Regions from separate parts of the Homo sapiens genome. Here region 1 is linked to region 2. Evidence: chromatin loops called from intact Hi-C (ENCODE). Cell type or tissue: ovary. All regions are shown on one strand. Each heading gives the region's core, and the rest is flanking DNA. Links, peaks and the distances in the headings are about the cores only.

The links. Peaks named below come from ENCODE experiments on the same cell type or tissue, not always from the same donor. Only the 100,000 strongest peaks of a DNase experiment are listed, where the experiment ranks them.
Region 1: it touches region 2 in a loop (2.8-fold over the local background); 19 of 110 quality-filtered maps call a loop at or near these places.

Annotation. Positions count from the first base shown.
Region 1 is chr1:109,874,894-109,880,263 of GRCh38, forward strand. All of the region lies in intron 4 of LINC01768 (long intergenic non-protein coding RNA 1768), which reads left to right. Among named protein-coding and RNA genes, the nearest start is that of CSF1, 33 kb to the right of the region's middle. RefSeq lists a silencer at 2,598-2,786 and an enhancer at 5,354-5,370. In ovary, for the core only: a CTCF peak has its summit at 2,740 (motif pointing left); a DNase peak (open chromatin) is centred at 2,638; H3K27ac peaks cover 1,366 bases.
Region 2 is chr1:109,925,606-109,930,975 of GRCh38, forward strand. CSF1 (colony stimulating factor 1) reads left to right here. Exons shown (of 9, transcript NM_000757.6): 9 at 3,247-5,370. Among named protein-coding and RNA genes, the nearest start is that of CSF1, 17 kb to the left of the region's middle. In ovary, for the core only: no CTCF peak of the experiment used is centred there; DNase peaks (open chromatin) are centred at 2,436 and 3,066; H3K27ac peaks cover 2,982 bases.

The sequences.
Region 1 (5,370 bases), core at 186-5,185, 51 kb before region 2:
TTAGCCAGGCATGGTGGCATGCGCCTGTAATCCCAGCTACTTGGTAGGCTGAGGTAGGAGAATCGTTTGAATCCAGAAGGTGGAGTTTGCAGTGAGTGGAGATTGTGCCACTGCACTCCAGCCTGGGCAACAGAGTGAGACTCTGTCTCAAAAACAAACAAAACAGAACAACAACAAAAAGGTGCCCACTGAGTTCTTAGTAGAATAGGTAGTAAATTCACATCTATACAGGCTTTTCTAAATCTGCAGAACATCAAGAAGAACAAGAAAATCTTAACAGCTATCAGAGGAAAAAAGAGATTTCTAATTTAGTAGATTCTGAACTTGGAACTGGATGCAGTCGCTGGATAAGACTTGAGTTACATTACACTGAGATGGGATGGTTGCATTACGTTAAGAGAGGACATTTGGAGGCATTATGTGTATGGGAAGAAAAGTACGTATACGGGGAATCTAGGGGATATTCATTGTTTTGCGTGCCCAGAAGAGCACCCACCTCCTCTGAGCAGTCAAACAAAGAAGAGAGATAGAGATAGAGTGACTCTTGCCAGTGTGTAAGGATCTCTTCCTAGCTATCTCCTCTAAATTCCCTCCTTTAACTTAACTTGTAAAAATTAAAATTCTATTCTTTTCAGCCAAATGAATCTTAGTTAATGAAATGTGAGACTGATATTTTGTAATTATTTAATTATTTACATGTTTCCTTTTGGAAAATGTTTTTTCTTATTTATCTACTGAGTGTTGCATGGTTTTTGTTTGCTTGTTTTAAATGTGCAGTACTCCTAAACAAAATTTCTATTCGCCTGATCCCAATTCTCTTTCTCTTTTGCCTTTCTCAGCTACAGGCTTCCCTATCGTCCTACACATCCAAGCCAAGGATCTCAATATCATGAACTCTTCCTTCTCTTGATTTCACCTCTCATACCCACAAGCAGCCACCAAATTCCATCAATTCTATCTTTTAAAAATCTCTCTCAAATCCATCCACTGAGACTTTAACAATGATAGACCTACCTACTGGAAGGGCTGCAGGCAACACTCTCATTTGCTGCTGAGTGGAAACTGGAAACGCTTTTCTGCAGGGAAATTTGAAAATAAGTTTCGGTGATCTTAAAAATATTTATATCTTTTGACTCAGCAATGGTACCCTATGAATAAGGGGAAGGGGAAATCGAAGATAAGAACAAAGACTTAAAAAAAAAACAGGATGTTTACGATAACGTAATGTTTTAAAATAGTATTTAATAGAATGAGGTGTGGCTTAAGATACAATGTTAACTATGAAAGGATATGAAACATATATACAGTACAGGTCTAATAAAAATTTATGTCCAATTCGATGATTATTCAGAAATGGAATAATCAATAGGCTTCTGTTCTCCTGTCATTGTTCTCTAGCCAGCCAATTGCTCTTCCTTTCTGTGGATCAGGTGGGTAGGATTAGACAGTGACAGCCTCACGGTCACTTGGGGCTTTTCTTAGTTCAGCCTACGGAGTCCTGAGTGTAGTATAATTTTCAACATCTTTATCTTGTGCTTTTCGGGACAATAGAGACTCCCCCTTGCTTCAAATGCTGTTTTCTATTGCTTTCACCATCATACAACCCTGCACTTGTCAATTTTTATCCCCACACAGATCATGTTTTGGTTGGGTTTTACTGTATTTGTCTATCTACATAAAAAATAATAAGTAAAGGAAACACTAAAATGTTCCTTCTGTGTGATGGAAGTTTGTTGATTTTAATATTCTCCCATACCTGTAAATATTGCTGAGAATGGAATTGCTGATGGCCGCTTAGCATTCTGACATATGGGTACACTCTAGATGATTTAATCAAACTCCTATTCTTGAACATTTAGATAACTTACCATTTCCCCTTGCTGTAAGCAATGCTTCGGTAAACACCTTGGTACACACATCTCTGTGCCAACTGGACCCTGCAGAATTATACACACATGAACCAAAAAGGTGACTGCCTTCCCCTTTTCTCCTTAGTGTGGGAGAGCAGACATGTATAGCAATAACCATACTATAAAACATAATGTGTTAGGAGAAGGATTTCAGTCCAGGTATGGACCAGGCTGCCTGGAGGAGGAGGCATTTGAGCCAGGCTCCTCAAGCAGAAAGCTGGGAAGAGGGAGCTGATCTCCCTGGTAACCACAGAAAGTCTTCTCAGTGAGCAACTCCCGCTGTGGCTCCTGAGAGCTGGGAAAACAGGCCTTCATACCAGAGCCAGAGAATCTGGGGCCCCAGTCCCCAGCCCTCTTGGGAATATGGCAGCTCTCTTCAAGGGGCAGGAACAGCATCTCTCATCTACAGAAGCCAGGAGATTTCCCCCAGCTTCCTTCCAGCTCCACCAAAATCACCCCACACTCAGAGCCCCTGCGTTGGGGGAGGGAGGGTCTTGACAGCCCCCTGCAACCCCTGCCCCCACCTTGTGCCCCCAGGGAGCAGGGCAGAGGAGCTATTCCCTGACAGTGCTGAGCCATGCGGCAGGCCCACAGGCTCCCATTCCTGCCGTCTCTCAGCGTCTCCGGCCAAACCCCAGCTCCTGGGGTTAATGGAATGTTGAGCAATCCTTGGAATTTTTCAGTGAGAAATAAGTACTTTCGAATTCCGTTCAGGCCTCCTGAGTAGGGCGCGCTGCCTGCAGCCCAAAGGCTGGAGCCTGCAGCGCCTGAGTCTTCCTGAACCGGCATCAGGGAGCACTGGGGGACTTTTCAGTGTTTGTTTTCTCCTCCTGCTGGCCAGGCTGTAGGACACTATTACAATGAGGTCATGGGGCCCTGCCCCACTGCGTCCATGGGTGGTTGAGCAGCCAGGATCTTTCCCTTCACAGGCTGGCTCGGGTGTGCACACGGGTGTGCTGGAGGACAGGCGGGGTCAGAGCCCAAGCTCAGCCTGAACCCCTCAGGACCTCCCTGCCCCATCACTGCCAGGTCTTATTCCCTATCCGGGGTCTGCCTTGGCCTAGGGCCTTGGGCCACATTCTGTATCTAGTCTCGTGGGGGCCGTGTGAGGAACCTAGTTTTTACTTGCTAGAGATAATTGAACAGTACCCTGCAAGTAGTTCTCAGCTCAAATGGCACCTCCTCTGGGAATACTTCTTGAAACTTCCTCCACAATGTCAAGTTCCCCTATTATACATTCTCATGGCACCCTATACCTCTCCATCTAAGTCCTTGCCTCTGTTATTAAAAATAATTATTTGTTAAGCAAATACACAAATAATAATAAAATAATAATTATTTGTGTATGTGCTAAATGTCTGTCTTGACCACAGACGGTATGCACCATGAGGGCAGGAGTCCATTTTGTTCACTGCTGTATCCCCAATACCATCTGCAGTGCTTGACATATAGTAGGTGCTTTATGGATTGCACTATGCCAAGCAAAGATTCTTAAGAAAGTATAAGGCTTCTGCCTCTTAAGGGGCTCTTGCCAGGACATGACCTCCTGGGGATTTTCTCTTCTTAAGAGACAGGTCTCACTATGTTGCCCATGCTGGACTTGGAATTCTTGGCTCAAGTGATCCTCCCACTGCAGCCTCCTGAGTAGCTGGAACTACAGGGGTGCACCACTGCACCCAGAAATTCCTCTGGGATCCTGTACCAGATTTGGGGGTACCTCCAAGCATGGCCCCACTGTTGGCCTCATTTTCCCTCTGTGTTCCAGGTCCTCCAATTTCTGCCTCATCTACAACGAGGTAAGTGGGAGACCAAAGTGTCACTGTTCAACTGAAAGCAAATCTCCTTTGTCTGTGATCAAATTGCAAGTTCGCAGGCAAGGGGTCCTGACCAGGCAAGGGGTCCTGCCCCGGCAACGGGATATTTTGCAGATACCCACTGTGTCAGAATTCCTGGCTCCGGGGCAGGTCCTGACCCCACCTGCACACCTCCACTTTATCTTAGCTTTGCGTAAGGTTTGAAAGTTCCCAAAGCCCGTCACACTGTTATTTCATCTGTACCTCCCACCAGCACTACCCTTCCCATTTTACAGAAGAGAGAACTGTCCCAGAGAAGTGAGCTTCTCTAGTCATGATGAGGAAATGGCAGGGTGAGCTTTCTAGCTCCACGGGCAGGATGGGGAATGTGGGAGGCAGGTAGCAGGTGGGAGTTGGGTCCTGGGAAGTGGAAGACACAGGCCAGGCACCTAGAGAGTCATGCCAGGGTCCTGAGGTAGGAACACAGCCACCTCAGAAGGTACTGGAAACAAAGCAGTCCCCTCTGCTTTGTAAGAAGCCTTCACTTTGTAAGCCAGACAGTTTTTATGATTCTTATGTTCTCTGTGTTAATTTCCCTGATTTCCTCCCTTAGTGGGAAGTAGGAAAAACTCAGGAAAGTTCTAGTTGGCCTCAGCTGTGCAGAGGGGAGCCAAAGGAATAGGTTTGCATCTCAGCATGTGCCAGAGTGTTTCAAGTGGCCAGCATGCTGGGTGGGGGAATCATAAAGGGGAGGGGGCTGGGCAGTCCTGGGGGCCATTGTTTTCAATGTCACCCTGACCCTGACCCCAGACACTCGGAGAGAATCACAGCTTAAGCATGGAAAACTTGGGGTTTCTGTCATTAAAATGAGTAGGCTGACTTAACCACCTCATAGGATTGTTGTGAGATTATATCACTCACACACAAATATTTTTTGAGTTCGAAGTGTCTAGGATACATCAGGGTACAAAACACAGATTAAATCAGCAGATTACATGGGAGGCTAGAATGTGCTAAGTGCTGTGGGCAAAACGACTTGTGAAGTAGGCCGGGCATGGTGGCTCACACCTGTAATCCCAACACTTGGGAGGCCGAGGCGGGTGGATCACCTGAGGCCAGGAGTTCAAGACCAGCCTGGCCAATATGATGAAACCCTGTCTCTACTTAAAAATACAAAAAGTTAGCCAGGCATGGTGGTGGGTGCCTGTAATCCCAGCTACTTGGGAGGCTGAGGCAGGAGAATGGCTTGAACCCGGGAGACAGAGGTTGCAGTGAGCCAAGACTGCTCCACTGCACTCCAGCCTGGGCAACAAGAGCAAAACTCCATCTAAAAAAAAAAAAAAAAAAAAGGACCTGTGAAGTAGGTAAAGGAATGAGGGGGATCTGGGCTAGGGCCAGGGAGCGGTCAAAGTAGGCCTCATAGGAAAGGGGTGATTGAGTTGCAGGGTATCAGGGGCGTGCGCCCCTGGCAAGGGGAGCCTATGTCTCTGTGCTAAGATTCAGGAGGGCAGAGAGGCTGGGGCAGAGGAGCCAGGGGAGAGTGGTGGGAGTAGAGGTCAGGGCGGTTAGCACAAGCGGCAGATCACGAGCTGCCTTCCTGGCCATTGCATGAACTTGGGTGAAATAGAGAGCCATGGAGAGCCTGATCCCTCTGGCTGCTATGCTGA
Region 2 (5,370 bases), core at 194-5,193:
CGACAGCAGCTGCTTGCCAGATCGCCACCCCCGCACCAGTTAACCCTCCTCCCCAGCTGAGGTCAGTTCTGCTTCCTTGCTTTTAGGATCATGTTGACATAGAACCTGAGTCTTGGAAGGGCTCTCAGGGGTCATTTGGCCCTGGTTCCCACCCCAAAGGGACTGCCCCTCTCCATGTCCCCAACAGGGAGCCAGCCAGCTGGCTGTCACACACTCCCAGATCCAGCCCAGCTCCCTGCCTAGCCACAGCCCATGCCATCTTCCAGTCAGACTGGGAGAAACGTCTTCCTCATGCGAGGCAAAACTGGCTTCCCTGCCCCCTCCATACTGCTCCTCCCTCCTGTTCTCATGAAAACCCTCAGATATTTCAAGTCAGGTATCCATGTCCCCTTTGAGAATTCTCTAAGCTAAGTATGGCCAAGTCCCTCAAACGTTCCTTATATGATATGGTTTTCAGACCCCTCACCATCCTGGACACACTCGTTTGTCAATGTCCCTCTGAAAATGTGACGCCCAGCCCCGGACACAGTACTCCAGATGTTGTCTGACCAGCTCAGAGAGAGTACAGTGGGACTGTTACCTTCCTTGATATGGACAGTATTCTTCTATTTGTGCAGATTAAGATTGCATTAGTTTTTTTCTTAACAACTGCATCATACTGTTGTCATATGTTGAGCCTGTGGTCTATTAAAACCCCTAGTTCCATTTCCCATAAACTTCTGTCAAGCCAGACCATCTCTACCCTGTACTTGGACAACTTAACTTTTTTAACCAAAGTGCAGTTTATGTTCACCTTTGTTAAAGCCACCTTGTTGGTTTCTGCCCATCACCTGAACCTACTGAAGTTGTGTGAAATCCTAATTCTGTCATCTCCGTAGCCCTCCCAGTTGTGCCTCCTGCACATTGATGAGTGCCTGCTGTTGTCTTTGCCCATGTTGTTGATGTAGCTGTGACCCTATTGTTCCTCACCCCTGCCCCCCGCCAACCCCAGCTGGCCCACCTCTTCCCCCTCCCACCCAAGCCCACAGCCAGCCCATCAGGAAGCCTTCCTGGCTTCTCCACAACCTTCTGACTGCTCTTTTCAGTCATGCTCCTCCTGCTCTTTTGTATTTGGCTAATAGTATATCAATTTGCACTTATTTGGATGTTGTTTTCATATTTTTTAAAATCTTATTTTATATGTATTGTACATTCCACATCCCTAAGATTGTAAGCCCCTTGAGGGCAGGGACTGTCTTCCACTTTTTTTTGTGTTTCTTTTTCCATCCTGGGTTCTACTAAGAGAGGGCCTCTCCACATTTGCCAAACATGCAATAAATGTTGACTGACTGGCTTCAGGGCTGACTCACGGACTGACCCTGGCCAGCTGTCTCTAACTGACCAGCCTCTAGCTGACCAGTTAACCAGCTAACTGACTGACTCTGACTGACTGGCTGACCAGCTGGCTGGGTGAATGACTAACCAACCAACTATCTTGGTAACTGCCTAACTGACCAGCTGTTGCTTGGGGAGCCCATTGAGCAACTGACTAGCTGATTGCCTGACTAATTGGCTGGTTGGCTGACTAGCTGGGGTGACCCAGTCAAGTTTCCAGTCACATCCTTTACCAAGTGCAAGCCAGTGCCGCAGGGCTCTCCCATGTGTGGAGTGACAGGTCTGGGCCCCTTCTAGAGAGATAGGGAATTTGGCAAATGCTCAAAACCAGGGGAACCTATTTAGACAAGAACCAGCAGTAACAACATATCTGGAATCCTGGGGTCTACCTTGTCAGTGGGGTGGGCTAAGATGGGTGAGTGGGTCAGCTGGGGCACTGGCAAGACTGTGAAATGACCCAGGCCTCCTCAGAACTGGTTGCTGGTGGCTCAGTGCCACAACACCCTTCCCACGGGTCGTCTGTCCCCAAACCCCTCGCCGTGGTCTTGGCCCTCTGTCCCACCCCTCTACACGCCCACCCTCCTTTCCCCACTTGCTTATTCTCAGGCCCGTCCCAAGCTTTCCTCTTCCCCCTCAAGATTTCACTTGGAGAGGGAATCCAGGGCAGGGGCTACATCCAGATCCCACTTGGCCCGGCAGGTCCAGCCCTAAGGTGGTCTCCAGGCCAGGCACCAGTGGCCTTGGAGAGATTGAGTGCCAGCCCCTAGAGTGACTGCTGCTGTGATTTGAGAAGTGAGAGAGAGAAACATAGAGGCAGAGACTGAGATAGGGACTCAGAGCCACAGAAAATGCAGACACCAGCACCTCAGCCCTAAGCAGCTAGAAGATGGGGCAGCAGGCTGGAACTCGCTCACTGGGTCCTTCTCCCCTCCTGGGCCCTAGCTGGGCCTGTGGCCTGGCTGTACCCAGCATGGCTCATGTCCAGTTTATGGTTCCCCTTCTTTCCCTCTAGAGCATGGGAATGGGCAGGGAGCCAGAGGCTGTGGTTCCATCTTCCCTCCTTACCCAGTAGGGCCTATGGATGTTAGGGAGGGAGGCTCCACACAAGGTCCAAAGTCAAACTGTTGGATGGGGTCCAGGGGATTTCTGCTCTGGGAACAAAGCGTCCTGAGGATGCTGGGCAAGAGGACAAGGATGGGGGTGGAAGGCGAGAGGACAAGGCCCTGACTCCCATGGATGATGCGGGAGGCAAGGCCCTCGGCCCATCCAGGAGGGGCTGGGTTGCTTAGGGGTCGCGTGCCAAATGACAGTGTGGGAATTTCCTTGTCCTGGCACTGCCTCTAGACTTTTCCTCTCTGGCCCAAGTTGTTCCTCTTCAGCTAGCTCTGCCCTACTGTCTTGAACATCATATGTGATGCCCCTCTGATGAAATGAAAGATTCTTCTTTGCTAGTGTTAGCAGGAATCACCCTTTGTTCACTGGACCAAGGCCAATGAGATGACCTCGCCTGAGGAGGGGTCCAAAGACATTCAAGTGCCCGCTTCGCTCCTTGTCAGAGCCCTCTGCTTGAGCAGTAACCCCTCTTCCCAGCCCTGCCCAGACCTCTCCCGGGCCCCGTTATCTTCCACTGAGGCCCTGATTCCCCAGGAGGAGGTAGGAGGTGAGGCCAGTTGGGCCAGAGGCCTGGGCTGGTGCCAGAGAAAGCTGCCTGGTCTCTCTGTGGTGTCTGGAAAGGCCAGGGAAGGGAGGAAAGGAAGTCCTGCCTGCAGCACCGCCAGCAGCCCACAGGAATGCCACACCTCCCAATCCATGTCCTCAACGACCCTCCCCGCATTCCCACTCTGCTGACTAGCCTTTCCTTCTCTCCCACAGCTGGACGCACAGAACAGTCTCTCCGTGGGAGGAGACATTATGGGGCGTCCACCACCACCCCTCCCTGGCCATCCTCCTGGAATGTGGTCTGCCCTCCACCAGAGCTCCTGCCTGCCAGGACTGGACCAGAGCAGCCAGGCTGGGGCCCCTCTGTCTCAACCCGCAGACCCTTGACTGAATGAGAGAGGCCAGAGGATGCTCCCCATGCTGCCACTATTTATTGTGAGCCCTGGAGGCTCCCATGTGCTTGAGGAAGGCTGGTGAGCCCGGCTCAGGACCCTCTTCCCTCAGGGGCTGCACCCTCCTCTCACTCCCTTCCATGCCGGAACCCAGGCCAGGGACCCACCGGCCTGTGGTTTGTGGGAAAGCAGGGTGGACGCTGAGGAGTGAAAGAACCCTGCACCCAGAGGGCCTGCCTGGTGCCAAGGTATCCCAGCCTGGACAGGCATGGACCTGTCTCCAGAGAGAGGAGCCTGAAGTTCGTGGGGCGGGACAGCGTCGGCCTGATTTCCCGTAAAGGTGTGCAGCCTGAGAGACGGGAAGAGGAGGCCTCTGGACCTGCTGGTCTGCACTGACAGCCTGAAGGGTCTACACCCTCGGCTCACCTAAGTGCCCTGTGCTGGTTGCCAGGCGCAGAGGGGAGGCCAGCCCTGCCCTCAGGACCTGCCTGACCTGCCAGTGATGCCAAGAGGGGGATCAAGCACTGGCCTCTGCCCCTCCTCCTTCCAGCACCTGCCAGAGCTTCTCCAGGAGGCCAAGCAGAGGCTCCCCTCATGAAGGAAGCCATTGCACTGTGAACACTGTACCTGCCTGCTGAACAGCCTGCCCCCGTCCATCCATGAGCCAGCATCCGTCCGTCCTCCACTCTCCAGCCTCTCCCCAGCCTCCTGCACTGAGCTGGCCTCACCAGTCGACTGAGGGAGCCCCTCAGCCCTGACCTTCTCCTGACCTGGCCTTTGACTCCCCGGAGTGGAGTGGGGTGGGAGAACCTCCTGGGCCGCCAGCCAGAGCCGGTCTTTAGGCTGTGTTGTTCGCCCAGGTTTCTGCATCTTGCACTTTGACATTCCCAAGAGGGAAGGGACTAGTGGGAGAGAGCAAGGGAGGGGAGGGCACAGACAGAGAGGCTACAGGGCGAGCTCTGACTGAAGATGGGCCTTTGAAATATAGGTATGCACCTGAGGTTGGGGGAGGGTCTGCACTCCCAAACCCCAGCGCAGTGTCCTTTCCCTGCTGCCGACAGGAACCTGGGGCTGAACAGGTTATCCCTGTCAGGAGCCCTGGACTGGGCTGCATCTCAGCCCCACCTGCATGGTATCCAGCTCCCATCCACTTCTCACCCTTCTTTCCTCCTGACCTTGGTCAGCAGTGATGACCTCCAACTCTCACCCACCCCCTCTACCATCACCTCTAACCAGGCAAGCCAGGGTGGGAGAGCAATCAGGAGAGCCAGGCCTCAGCTTCCAATGCCTGGAGGGCCTCCACTTTGTGGCCAGCCTGTGGTGGTGGCTCTGAGGCCTAGGCAACGAGCGACAGGGCTGCCAGTTGCCCCTGGGTTCCTTTGTGCTGCTGTGTGCCTCCTCTCCTGCCGCCCTTTGTCCTCCGCTAAGAGACCCTGCCCTACCTGGCCGCTGGGCCCCGTGACTTTCCCTTCCTGCCCAGGAAAGTGAGGGTCGGCTGGCCCCACCTTCCCTGTCCTGATGCCGACAGCTTAGGGAAGGGCAGTGAACTTGCATATGGGGCTTAGCCTTCTAGTCACAGCCTCTATATTTGATGCTAGAAAACACATATTTTTAAATGGAAGAAAAATAAAAAGGCATTCCCCCTTCATCCCCCTACCTTAAACATATAATATTTTAAAGGTCAAAAAAGCAATCCAACCCACTGCAGAAGCTCTTTTTGAGCACTTGGTGGCATCAGAGCAGGAGGAGCCCCAGAGCCACCTCTGGTGTCCCCCCAGGCTACCTGCTCAGGAACCCCTTCTGTTCTCTGAGAAGTCAAGAGAGGACATTGGCTCACGCACTGTGAGATTTTGTTTTTATACTTGGAAGTGGTGAATTATTTTATATAAAGTCATTTAAATATCTATTTAAAAGATAGGAAGCTGCTTATATATTTAATAATAAA